3 separate regions of the Homo sapiens genome follow, and all the other regions are linked to region 2. Evidence: read pairs that join two places in POLR2A ChIA-PET (ENCODE). Cell type or tissue: PC-9. All regions are shown on one strand. Region 1 holds the start of LOC124904421 (a long non-coding RNA gene). Region 2 overlaps THEM4 (thioesterase superfamily member 4). Region 3 holds the start of LOC105371442 (a long non-coding RNA gene).

Region 1 (4,000 bases), 57 kb after region 2:
GCAAATTGCAATGGGAAGGGGAGAAGGAAAAAGATATATATATATATCTTTACACTCACCAGACTGTGGAGGATTCACCACCAGACTGGGAAACAACAGCCTGGGCTCCAGAGTTGGACACTCACCACCAGACTGGGAAGTAACAGCCTGGGCTCCAGAGTCCACCACTCATCCGTGCACAGATGAGGAGCGGCCTCATGAAGCTTCGGTGCGGTCTGGGACCCTATCTCTTTTTGTAACGAGTTGTTTGGCATGAGGTCCAGTCAGGAGGGCCCTTCGCAACTGGGCTCAAGGAACACAAAAAGGTCAACCTGTTTTTGTGATTGTCTGTTGTTTTTCAATAACTAATGTACAGGAATAGATTGAAATAGAGATTTTTCTGAAACAGCGCTGGATGAATGCCTCAAGGGGCTCAAACAACCTGTTCCAGGACTTGGTGACTATTGTTTGTGTTCATGTTTAATTGAGTTCAAATTTAATATTTAACTTTTCCTCCACAATGGGTGAGTTTGTATTACTATGTTTTACTGTCTCATGAATAAAATCCTAAAATAAAAGCCACAAAATCTTTGTGTTTAGGTGTGCCTACACATATGTACATTTATTATTTTCTGTGTTGTATCTATATGGTAAAACCTGATGTAGTCAGTAGAATTCCCTTAAGAAATTCTATTCAGATTGGCTAGATAAGTGAATGCTCATATAAATTGTTAAAATATATAGTAACTAACCCAAATGCATTTTAGTTCATGTGACTTAAATAAATCTTTGATAAATATGCTAGTTTTAATTCTGTTGATAAAATAAAAATAGAAATGTCTTCAGAATTGTCAGCATATATTTTTGACTGAGTTTACCGATTAGACAGTTTTATATTTGTCTCTGCTAAATGTTTTAAGGGGTCAGGATTTGACACAAAGTTTATAAAACTGTATATCTAGTCTAAAAATAAAATGATCTTTGTGTAACTTTAATAAGTAAGACAAATTTAATAATGTTAATTTAATAAAACAGCTATTATCAGCAAAATTTTTGTTATCTTGTTCTCAGCAAAATACCCATATGTTTATCTGTAAGATTCTTACTTAGGTGAATACCTGAAATTCACATACTGTAAGAATAGTTAATGACAACAACAAAAGCTTGAAATGATGACTAGCTTTGTCTAATAGCTCAGTTTTCATAAGTAATCTAGGTATAATTGTTAACAATAAATTAGGTAAACATAATGGGATAAATATTTTTAAATAAATTTTTCATGTAATTTAAAATCTGAAAGTTATGTTACATTAAATTAAGTAATACATACTCATTAAATGTCTGGGTCATTTCCAGATAAGATAAAATACTAAAACACAAATTGTTGAACATAAATATAAGTTTGTTCTTGGCTTTTTTTCTTTTGAGACAAGGTCTGGCTCTGTCACCCAGGCTGGAGTGCAGTGGCGCTATCTCAGCTCACTGCACCCTCTACCTTCTGGGCTCAAACAGTCCTCCCACCTCAGCCTCCCAAGTAGCTGGGACTGCAGGTACTTGTCACCATGCCCAGCTAATTTTTTGTATTTTTAGTGGAGATGGGGTTTCACCATGTCACCCAGGCTGGTCTCAAACTCCTGAGCTCAAGTGATCCGCCCACCTTGGCCTCCCAAAGTGCTGGAAATACAAGCATGAGCCACCGTGCTCGGCTGGCTTTTTAAATTTAATAAAAAGACTAGACTAAATATATTTGGGCTTATTAATATATAGAAAAACATGTTTCTAAAAATTATTAAATGGTTCTTGTCTATAAAATGTATGTGACAGTTCAAAATGTCTTGCTTCCTAGGTTTTTGCTAGACATTAATGTTATTAAGAGTTGATAATTCTGGCCAGATGCTGTGGCCCATGCCTGTACCTGCACTTTGGGAGCCTGATGCGAGAGGATTACTTGCACCTAGGAGTTCAAGACCAGGCTGGGCAACATAGGGAGATCCTGTCTGTATAAATAATTAAAAAATTAGCCAGGCGTGGTGCCACATGCTGGTGGTCTCAGTTACTCAGTGGAGGCTGAGGCAGGAGGACTGTCTGAGCCCAGGAGGTCGAGGTTGCAGTGAACTGTGATTATACCACTGCACTGCAGCTTGGGTGACAGAGTAAAACCCTGTCTCAAAAAACAAAAACAAAAATAAAAATAAAAAACCAATTCAAATACATATATATATATATATATGTTAACAATTTTTTTATTAAAAAATACTTAGAAGTATAAAAATGTGTTGTTTATTAAAAAGTAATTTTGTCTAAATTCAGACCTTATTTAAGAGTGTTTCAAAAAGTAAGTTTAAAAAAGCAACAAAAACAAGATAAAAAGAAGCCAGTAAGTATGAGAGACAGAGATGTGAAAAAAAGTTATAAGTATGAAGATGTATTTTTGGTGAAGAAGGTTAAAAATAAAAGAGAATAATTTTGTATGAGAAAGAATCAAGTGTGGTAAAATTTTGTCCTAAAGTAAAATGATTGGTTATTTAAAAAAGAGGAAGTATAGGACAAAACTAATGGTCTTAGTATGTTGTGGAAGGTCTGAGTAAGTCGTGGAAGTAAAGGATGAATTTATGAAAGAAATTTTGTATGTGATAAAGATGGCTATAATTAAAAGGTAATTATTTATAAGTCTTTCTAAAGATTGAGCTTTTTTTTTTTTGAGACAGAATCTTGCTCTGTCGCCCAGGCTGGAGTGCAGTGGCATAATCTTGGCTCACTATAACATCTGCCTCCCAGGTTCAAGCGATTCTCATGCCTCAGCCTCCCAAACAGCTAGAACTACAGGCATATGCCACCACACCCAGTTAATTTTTGTATTTTTAGTAAAGATGGGGTTTCACTGTGTTGGCCAGGCTGGTCTCGAACTCCTGACCCTAGGTGATCCACCCACTTCGGCCTCCTAAAGTGCTGAGATTACAGGTGTGAACCACTGCACCCAGCCTGATTTTAAAAATACATATAAATACACTGATACAAAACTAAAATTTGGTCCCCTATGTTAAAACATCAAGGTTTTCTTGAAGTATTAATCTGCTCTTAGTAATATTTGCAAGAGGTTTTAATTTAATTCTGAAATCTGTTTTTTTAAAAAAATTTTCAGCCATCGTCTGAACTTTACAGCAATATTTTCTTTAATAGAACTTGATTCTGTACTCTTGGCTTTTCTCTTGTGTCTGAATTATTCCTTGTGACCAGGTAATTTTCCATGCTTTTACTAAGAATCATGTATTCCCACACTCAATGTACTAGTATTCTTGTTTGCATTCATCTGTAATATGGTGCTCACTCATAACCTTGGACACACACTCTTCCTATGTCTGATTAAATTAAAACACCTTTTCATCAGGCTTGACTTCCAGGTTATCTAAATGAGCTTCCCAGAAGGAGAAGCAATCACATTGTAGGAGGTTTTTCTTTACCTTTTTGGTAACTGGCCCAAGAAACAAAGATTTTGTGTTTTATCAAGATAATTCCCTCTGTTTCATGTTGCTTTTATTATTACTTTTTATTACTTAGGAGAACTGTGGTTAGAAAGAGTTTTTTCGGCATCCATGTAAATTTATGTATTGCTTTTGAAGTCCTTTGATTATCACTCTGGTTAAATAAATGACTAATATTTTGTAGTAATCTGTGATCCTGTTTTGATAAGGTATTTTAAACCTTTTGGCATCTTTGGCAGGCTTCCCCAGGATCAAGTTCTAAATTAAGTCTTTCTTGATCTCAAACTAATGTTGGGATGTTTCAGAGGGCCCTGGAACATCTCAAAAGTTTATAAAAGAGAAGTATTAAACGAAATCAGGCTTATTTGAGATGTTGAATTATGTGGAAAACATTGTCAAATAATAAGTGATGCTAGATTCTTCTTTCAGTTACACTTATGGGTATGTTATTGATATGAATGTTCAAAAATTGTATAAAATTCTTAAACATTTAATATGTCCTCAGTCATAATTCTGGTTATTATGTATGTATGTCACAA
Region 2 (4,000 bases):
GGCGCAATCTTGGCTCACTGCAACCTCCACCTCCTGGGTTCAAGTGATTCTCCTGCCTCAGCCTTCTGAGTAGCTGGAGTTACAGGTGCCGCCCCACCACACCCGGCTAATTTTTGTATTTTTAGTAGGGATGAGGTTTCACCATGTTGGACAGGCTGGTCTCGAACTTCTGACCTTAGGTGATCTGCCCACCTCGGCCTCCCCAAGTGCTGGGATTACAGGAGTGAGCCACTGTGCCCGGCTGACTGTAAGTTTTCTGAGCCCTCCCCAGCAGCCAAGCAGATGCCACCATCATGCTTCCTGTATAGCCTGTAGAAATGTGAGTCAATTAAACTTCTTTTCTTTATAAATTACGCAGCCTCAGGCATTTCTTTATAGCAATGTGAGAACAGCCTAATGCAGTGGGCAAAAGAGGCATGAAACAGTTTTGAGGGGCCTTATTACAATCATATGAAGTAGGTACTATTTATTATCCTCATTTTGCAGATGATGAAATTAAGGCCTAAAAGAAGTTTGGCATTATTAGGGTGCAAGAATAGGGGCAGATGGCTGCAGAAATGCATGTAAAACCTTAACACTAAGCTAACTGGCTTGAATTGTATCTGCAGTGCTCTCTGAGGGATTTTAAATGGGGGGTAACATGATTAGATCTTTCCATAATATAAAAGATAGTGGGAGTGTCCAAGGTTGAAATCAGAGGGCCCTATTTGGAAGCTACTAGGGTAACTCAGGTGAGAAATCATGAGAGCATGAAGCAGAACTTGGTGACAATTTGGATAAGGAGGGTAAGGGAAAAAGAGAAATACAAGACCCAGTACCAGGATTCTGAATCCTGCAGTGAGGTGAATGACAGAGCCAATTACCAAAAAATATAGGAGAAAGAGGAGTAGGGAGCTCAGGGGACAAGTTTTTGGTGTCACAGTAACCACAACTTCCATCCATCTATTTCTGTAGCACCAAGCACTGCTATTACTCCAATGCCCAGGCAACAAATGGAACATTGCAGGGATCCTAGAGGACCTGGAAGACAAAGTGTGACTTACTCAGGAGCAGAACAAAGTGTATGCCCACAAACACCAGAAAGGAAACTGGCTTTTTGGACTGCTGCAGTTATCTTGGAACATGTAGGATCACAGAAGCTATTAACTCCATGGCATTCTACTTTCAGCCACCCTTATCAATTCATTCAGATTTAATGTACCTACAATACACACACTGCACCATAAAACCAAAACGGGGAGGTCACAGTATGATGGGAGAACCAGCTTTCTGCTGACAGGGGCTGGCTCCAATGCTGGCTTGGTGGGAAGAATACAGAGAACCTGTCTCAAAAACTCTATGGAAGAAGAGACAGCCTGGCCTCCCAACCTATATCTTTCTTCCATGCTGGATGCTTCCTGCCCTCGAACATCGGACTCCAGGTTCTTCAGTTTTGGGACTCTGACTGGCTCTCCTTGCTCCTCAGCTTGCAGACAGCCTATTGTGGGACCTTGTGATCGTTCTTAATTATTGTAGGAACATAATACGTGTTGGATTGGGCAGAGTGATTCCTCCAACTTTCTTCAAAATCGTATTAGCTGAGCATGTGGAGGCTTGTATTGTGAATTTTAGTTCAAGATTGACTGCAAGAACCAGCAATCCCAAGAGGACCCACAGACCCTCTGAAGGAAGCGGACTACTCCTGCAGGACCGGGAGACATCCCAAATACTGTGAGTGCCCCAACTGTGGAATTGGGAAAGAAAGACCCTCCTCTCCTGAACACACACCCCTACTGGAGAAGCTGGTCTGTCTGCAGGAGAAATTTCTGACTTTACCTGGAGCTGAGTCAAGTTAGAGAGCTAAGCTGAGCGAAATACAGGGTAAGGGAAGCAGCAGAAAGGCCCTGGGAGCTCACTGGGTCCCCAAGCAGCCCATACCTGCCTGGCACCACAGGGATTCATCAGGAGGGTGGCCAAAGGAGCAGGGGGTAAAATTCCACAGGGAGAAGAAATTCTGCGGCTGAACTTTGTAACAGTTTGAACTGGGGAGAAGCTTCCTGGCCAGAACTCGGGGAGGGCATGAACCCGGCTTGCAGACTTCACAGGTCGGGGAAGAACTAAAGCCCTTTTCTTTTGCAGCTGGGAGGTGGAAAGCCTCAGACAAGTTTTCAAGCCCGTCTTGCCCTCCACCTGGAAACAGACACGGGGATGTTGGAAGGGCATGGTGGGAGTGAGACCGGCCCTTCGGTTTGCATGGGAGCTGGGTGAGGCCTGTGACTGCCGGCTTTCCCCAACTTCCCTGACAACCTGTATGACTCAGCAGAGGCAGCCATAATTCTTCTAGGTACACAACTCCAGTGACCCGGGAATCTCACTGCCATCCCCCACAGAAGCTGCAGCAAGATCCCCCCAAGGAGAGTCTGAGCTCAGATGTGCCTAGCCCCAGCCCCAGGTGATGGTCCTTCCCTATCCACCCTGGTAGCAGAAGACAAAGGGCATATAATCTTGGGAGTTCTAGGGCCCCGCCCACCACCGGTCCCTCACCATACTGCTACAGCTGATGCTTTCTGGAAAGTGCCACCTCTTGGCAGGAGGCCAACCAGCACAAAAGTAGAGCATTAAACCAAAGCTAAGAACCCTCACAGAGTCCACTGCACCCTCTGCCACCTCCACCAGAAAAGGCACTGGTATTCATGGCTGGGAGACCCATAGACAGCTCACATCACAGGACTCTGTGCAGACAACTCCTAGTACCAACCCAGAGCTGGGCAGACTCACTGGGTGGCTAGACCCAGAAGAGAGAAAACAATCACTGTAGTTCAGCTCACAGGAAGCCACATCCACAGGAAAAGGGGGAGAGTACTACATCAGCAGAACACCCTGTGGAACACAAAAATCTGAACAACAGCCTTCAGCCCTAGACCTTCCCTTTGACAGAGTCTACCTACCCAAATGAGAAGGAACCAGAAAACCTACCCAGGTAATATGACAAAACAAGGCTTGTCGACACCCCCCAAAAATCACACTAGTTCACCAGCAATGGATTCAAACCAAGAAGAAATCCCTGATTTATCTGAAAAAGAATTCAGGAGGTTAGCTATTAAGGCAATCAGGGAGATACCAGAGAAAGGCAAAGCCCAATGCAAGGAAATCCAAAAAATGATACAAGAAGTGAAGGGAGGGCCAGGTGTGGTGACTCACGCCTGTAATCCCAGCACTTTGCGAGGCCAAGGTGGGCAGATCACAAGGTCAAGAGATTGAGACCATCCTGGCCAACATGGTGAAACCCCATCTCTACTAAAAATACAAAAATTAGCTGGGCATGGTGGCACACGCCTGTAGTTCCAGCTACTCGGGAGGCTGAGGCAGGAGAATTGCTTGAAGCTGGGAGGTGGAGGTTGCAGTGAGCCAAGATTGTGCCACTGCACTCCAGCCTGGGCGACAGAGTGAGTCAAAAAAAAAAAAAAAAGAAGGGAGAAATATTCAAGGAAATAGCTTAAAGAAAAAACAATAAAAAATTCAGGAAATTTTGGACACACTTTTAGAAATGCAAATTAACCTAATCCAACAAAGAGAAAGAAAAAGAACAAGAAAATATGAACAAAGCCTCCAAGAAGTCTGGGATTTTGTTAAACTACCAAACCTAAGAATAATTGGTCTTCCTGAGGAAGAGGACAATTCTAAAAGCTTGGAAAACATATTTGGGGGAATAATCGAGGAAAACTTCCCTGGTCTTGCTAGAGATCTAGACATGCAAATACAAGAAGCACAAAGAGCACCTGGGAAATTCATCACAAAAAGATCTGCACCCAGACACATTGTCATCAGGTTATCCAAAGCTAAGACAAAGGAAAGAATCTTAAGAGCTGTGAGAAAGAAGCACCAGGCAACCTATAAAGGAAAATCTATCAGCTTAACAGCAGATTTCTCAGCAGAAACCCTACAAGCCAGAAGGGATTGGGGCCCTATCTTCAGCCTCCTCAAACAAAACAATTATCAGCCAAGAATTCTGTATCCAGTG
Region 3 (4,000 bases), 130 kb after region 2:
GATATGACACCAAAGCCACAGGAAATGTAAGAAAAAAACATATAAATTGGACTTCATCACAACGAAAAACTTTTGTGCATCAAAGGACACTATGAATAGAGTGAAAAGGCGACCCACAGAATGGTAGAAAATATTTGCAAATCACATATCTAATAAGGGCTTAATACCCAGAATATAAAAAGAACTCCTACAACTCAACAAAAACCAAACAACCCAATACAAAATGGGCAAAAGAATCAAATAGACATTTTTCCAAAGAAGATATACAAATGGCCAATAAGCACATTGAAAAGATGCTTAACATCACCAATCTTTAGGAAAATGTGAAAGGAAACCAAAATGAGATACTATTTCACATTCATTAGGATGGCTATTATTTTAAAAAGAAGAAAATAGCAAGTGTTGGTGAGTATGTGGAGACTTTGGAAACCTTGTAAGCATTGCTGGTGGGAATATAAAGTGGTGCTGCCACTGTGGAAAGATGTATGGTGGTTCCTCAAAAACTAAAAATAGAATTACCATATGATCCAGCAATTCTATTTCTGGGTTGTATTCCCGGAGACTTAAATCATTATTTATACACCTGCATTCATTGTAGCACTATGCACAATAACAAAAGGTGGAAGCAACCCAAGTGTCCATCAATAGATGAATGGATAAACAAAATGTGGCACACACACACACATACACACAAATATACACACAATGGACTATTATTCAGCCCTGAAATGGAAGGAAATTTTGACATATGCAACAACATAAATGAATCTTGAAGACATTATGCTAAGTGAAATAAGTCAGACACAAAAAGACAAATGTTGTATAATTCCACTGACAGGAGGTACCTAGAGTAGTCAGATGAATAGAGACAGAAAGTAGAATGATGGTGACCAGGAGGTAGGTGAGGGGAGAGAGGGAAGTTATTGTTTAATGGATGCAGACTTTCAGTTTGGGAAGATGGAAACGTTATGGAGGTATTGGTGGTGATGTTTATACAATGTGAATATACTTAATGCTACTAAAATGTACACTTAAAAAATGGTAACAGTGTTAAATTTTTATGTTCTGTATATTTAACCATAATAAAAAAATTTAAAATTTTCAATAACTCAAGAAAATACACACACAAAAAAAGTCTACCTGAATTAGTGTTGTCACTTTACTCTGTGTTCCCCTTGGTGGCAGGAGTAGCCATGCGGTAGAAGAATACCAATCTCAGCTTTCTGCAGTGTGCTGGATATTCTGTTTGCTCCTCCAGCTCCACTTTTGGTGCTTCTCTGCCCAGCTCAGACTTCCAGTAGGGTGGACCAACAGGAGGCACTTGCAGGCGATCAGAAGGTGGGAAGAGAGAGAAATCAATATTTATTCCCCGGGGTCCCTCCTGCCAGGCTGTGGTTTGACAGTGGCTGTATTTCTACATCTAAGGCCACAGCATCCGTGAGTGGCCCCTCTTCCTGGGCTATATGGCTCTTGAATTCCAATAATTTCTCCCTTGCCAGTCAGGCTGAGAGGTGGGAACAGCATCCTAATTTTGCTAGTCCTGGTGCTTTGCCATCTCTTGTTATTTATCTTATCTCTTACATCTTCATAAATAGTGCATTCCTTAAATTCTCTTCAGTGACCCGTTTGAGTGTGCATGTGTTTCCTGTGGGAACCCAGACTGATATACATGGTATGTCCCACATCTGGTATAGCATTCTCTTATCGCTTATTCATGTATCATATATTTTTTTCATTCAACAATTTTTTTTTGCTACTATATGCTGGGTACCACATTAAGTCCTAGCAATACAAAGATGCCTTTAATTAGGTCTCTGTTCTTGAGCTCAAAGTCAAGTTAGAAAAGACAGACAAGTAAGAACACTGTAAGTAGAGTGGCAAGTGCTATGATAGAGGCAAGAATGGAGTGCTCTGGAGCATAGAATAAGAGCATTAAAATCAGCTTTGGATAGGGGTCTTAGGAAAGGCCTTCTTGGGGAGATGATACTTACACTGCTCTACAGGGCAAGTAGAAACAGGTGGAAAGGCGGCCAAGGCCTTTCAGGGCAGCAAGAAGAGCGTGTGTCAAAGCAAAGAGGCACATCACTGTGACATCAGTTCTAGCCTTGGTTGGCAAGGTGGGCAGGGAGCAGACCACAAAGGCTCTTGAGTGCTCCAGGGAATCCTGTATATTCAGAAGGTCCAATGCCTGGTTTTACACATGGGAGCGATACCAGAACATTTGCCTTTAAAAACTCTCTTTGATCACACGGTGGAGAAAGGGATGGAAGAGGTCCAACTGGACAGGGAGAAGCTTAAGAGAGTTTATTGCAAAATGGTAGAGGTCCTCTTTTCTAAAGGGTAGGGACCTGTAGTTGGTTTGGCTAACTTAAAAAAATTGGTGAAAATGGATATTTATAAAAAGGATATTTAAAATATTTGCTTTAACTTAAAACATGTATATTTATCAAAATTTTGCTATATTATCTTTCTTGCATAAATCACACTCACAGTGGATTTTAGTACAATTGTAGCTACCTCTCAGATGTGTCCCTTAATTCATTAGTGGCACAAGAAGGAAAAAATCAGTAGTCATTAAGTCTCCATATTATTCCTTTAGCAGGTGCACCCTGTATTTTTTTTTAAAAAGTGTCACTATCCCCAAAAAACAGTGAGCTAGGGAAGAGATGGAAAAATATCAGGCACCCTACTGGTCTATTTGCTACTTTACCAAGAAATCGGGCCGGGCACGGTGGCTCATGCCTGTAATTCCAGAACTTTGGGAGGCCAAGAAGGGCGGATCACGAGGTCAAGAGTTCGAGACCAGCCTGGGCAACAAGGTGAAACCCCGTCTCTATTAAGAATACAAAAATTAGTCGGGCATGGTGGCGCATGCCTGTAATCCCAGCTACTCGGGAGGCTGAGGCAGGAGAAATGCTTGAATCCGGGAGGCAGAGGTTGCAGTGACCTGAGATTATACCACTGCACTCCAGCCTGGGTGACAGAGCGAGACTCCATCTCGGAAAAAAAAAAAAAAAAAAAAAAAGAAAGAAATCACTGGCCATGGCTTTAAGACACCAGGCTAAAGGGAACTAACCAGAAAGCCTTTGCTTGCTTGGGCCCTTAGGTTTTGATAAGTAAGATCTAATTGGTACCAAGCTTCTAACTCAAGATTCAGATCAACAAACCCCTATGGAGTACTTCCTATAAGCAAAGTGAGTGGTAGAGAGAGACACTAGCAGGAAGGGTTGGTTTGGGGAGGAGATAATGAGCCCAGTGAGGGCATTTTGTATTGGTCTTGTTGGTAATGCCCAGTGGGCATTCACAATTTGAGTTTGGAGAGAAGATCTAGCTTGAGAAGTAGAGAGAGAGAGAGAAAGAGAGAGATGAGGGCCGGGGAATGTGCCCACATTAGGGAGATGGGGTGGTGTGACGGTTAATATTAGGTGTCAACTTGATTGGATTGAAGGATGCCGAGATAGCTGGTAAAGTATTGTTTCTGGATGTGACCATGAGGGTGTTGCCAGAGGACATTCACATTTGAGTCAGTAGACTGGGAGAGGAAGACCCACCCTCAGTGTTGGTTGGCATCATCCAATCGGCTGCCAGCGTGGCTAGAACAAAGCAGGCCGAAGAAGCTGGCTTGCTGAGTCTTCTGGCTTTCATCTTTCTCCATGCTGGATGCTTCCTTCCATTCCTCCTGCCTTTGGGCATCAGACTTTTTTCTCTCATGACTCATATCCAACCAAATCCCCAAGCCCATTTGATGCTCCACCCAAATATCCCTTGAATCCATCCCCAACCACCCACTGTCCAGGCCACCACCTCCTCTGATCTGGATACTGCGGCAGTTTCCTGATGTTCGTATTCTTTTCGCTTTGCCCCCCCGGCACAGTGTCTGGAACATTATAGAGACTCAAATATGCATTGCATGATGCAATCGTCAGGAAGGATGAACAAAGCCTGCTGGGCCAGTGACTAGTAGGGGAGAAGTTTCAGTAGAATGCTGAGGGCAAGTGTT

Evidence for each region. ChIA-PET counts read pairs that join two places held together with the same protein. Peaks named below come from ENCODE experiments on the same cell type or tissue, not always from the same donor. Only the 100,000 strongest peaks of a DNase experiment are listed, where the experiment ranks them.
Region 1: POLR2A ChIA-PET joins it to region 2 with 5 read pairs; 12 of 35 experiments call an interaction of 5 or more read pairs at or near these places.
Region 3: POLR2A ChIA-PET joins it to region 2 with 7 read pairs; 12 of 35 experiments call an interaction of 5 or more read pairs at or near these places.

Annotation. Positions count from the first base shown.
Region 1 is chr1:151,953,420-151,957,419 of GRCh38, forward strand. It overlaps LOC124904421 (a long non-coding RNA gene), which reads right to left and starts at 217. Exons shown (of 3, transcript XR_007066624.1): 1 at 60-217. In PC-9, no CTCF peak of the experiment used is centred here; no DNase peak of the experiment used is centred here.
Region 2 is chr1:151,896,051-151,900,050 of GRCh38, forward strand. All of the region lies in intron 1 of THEM4 (thioesterase superfamily member 4), which reads right to left. Among named protein-coding and RNA genes, the nearest start is that of THEM4, 11 kb to the right of the region's middle. RefSeq lists an enhancer at 1,669-2,868. In PC-9, no CTCF peak of the experiment used is centred here; DNase peaks (open chromatin) are centred at 1,991 and 2,301; H3K4me3 peaks cover 1,436 bases; H3K27ac peaks cover 3,001 bases.
Region 3 is chr1:152,025,500-152,029,499 of GRCh38, forward strand. It overlaps LOC105371442 (a long non-coding RNA gene), which reads right to left and starts at 2,089. Exons shown (of 3, transcript XR_001738235.2): 1 at 1,992-2,089; 2 at 1,141-1,320. In PC-9, no CTCF peak of the experiment used is centred here; DNase peaks (open chromatin) are centred at 1,632 and 3,882; H3K4me3 peaks cover 34 bases; H3K27ac peaks cover 1,934 bases.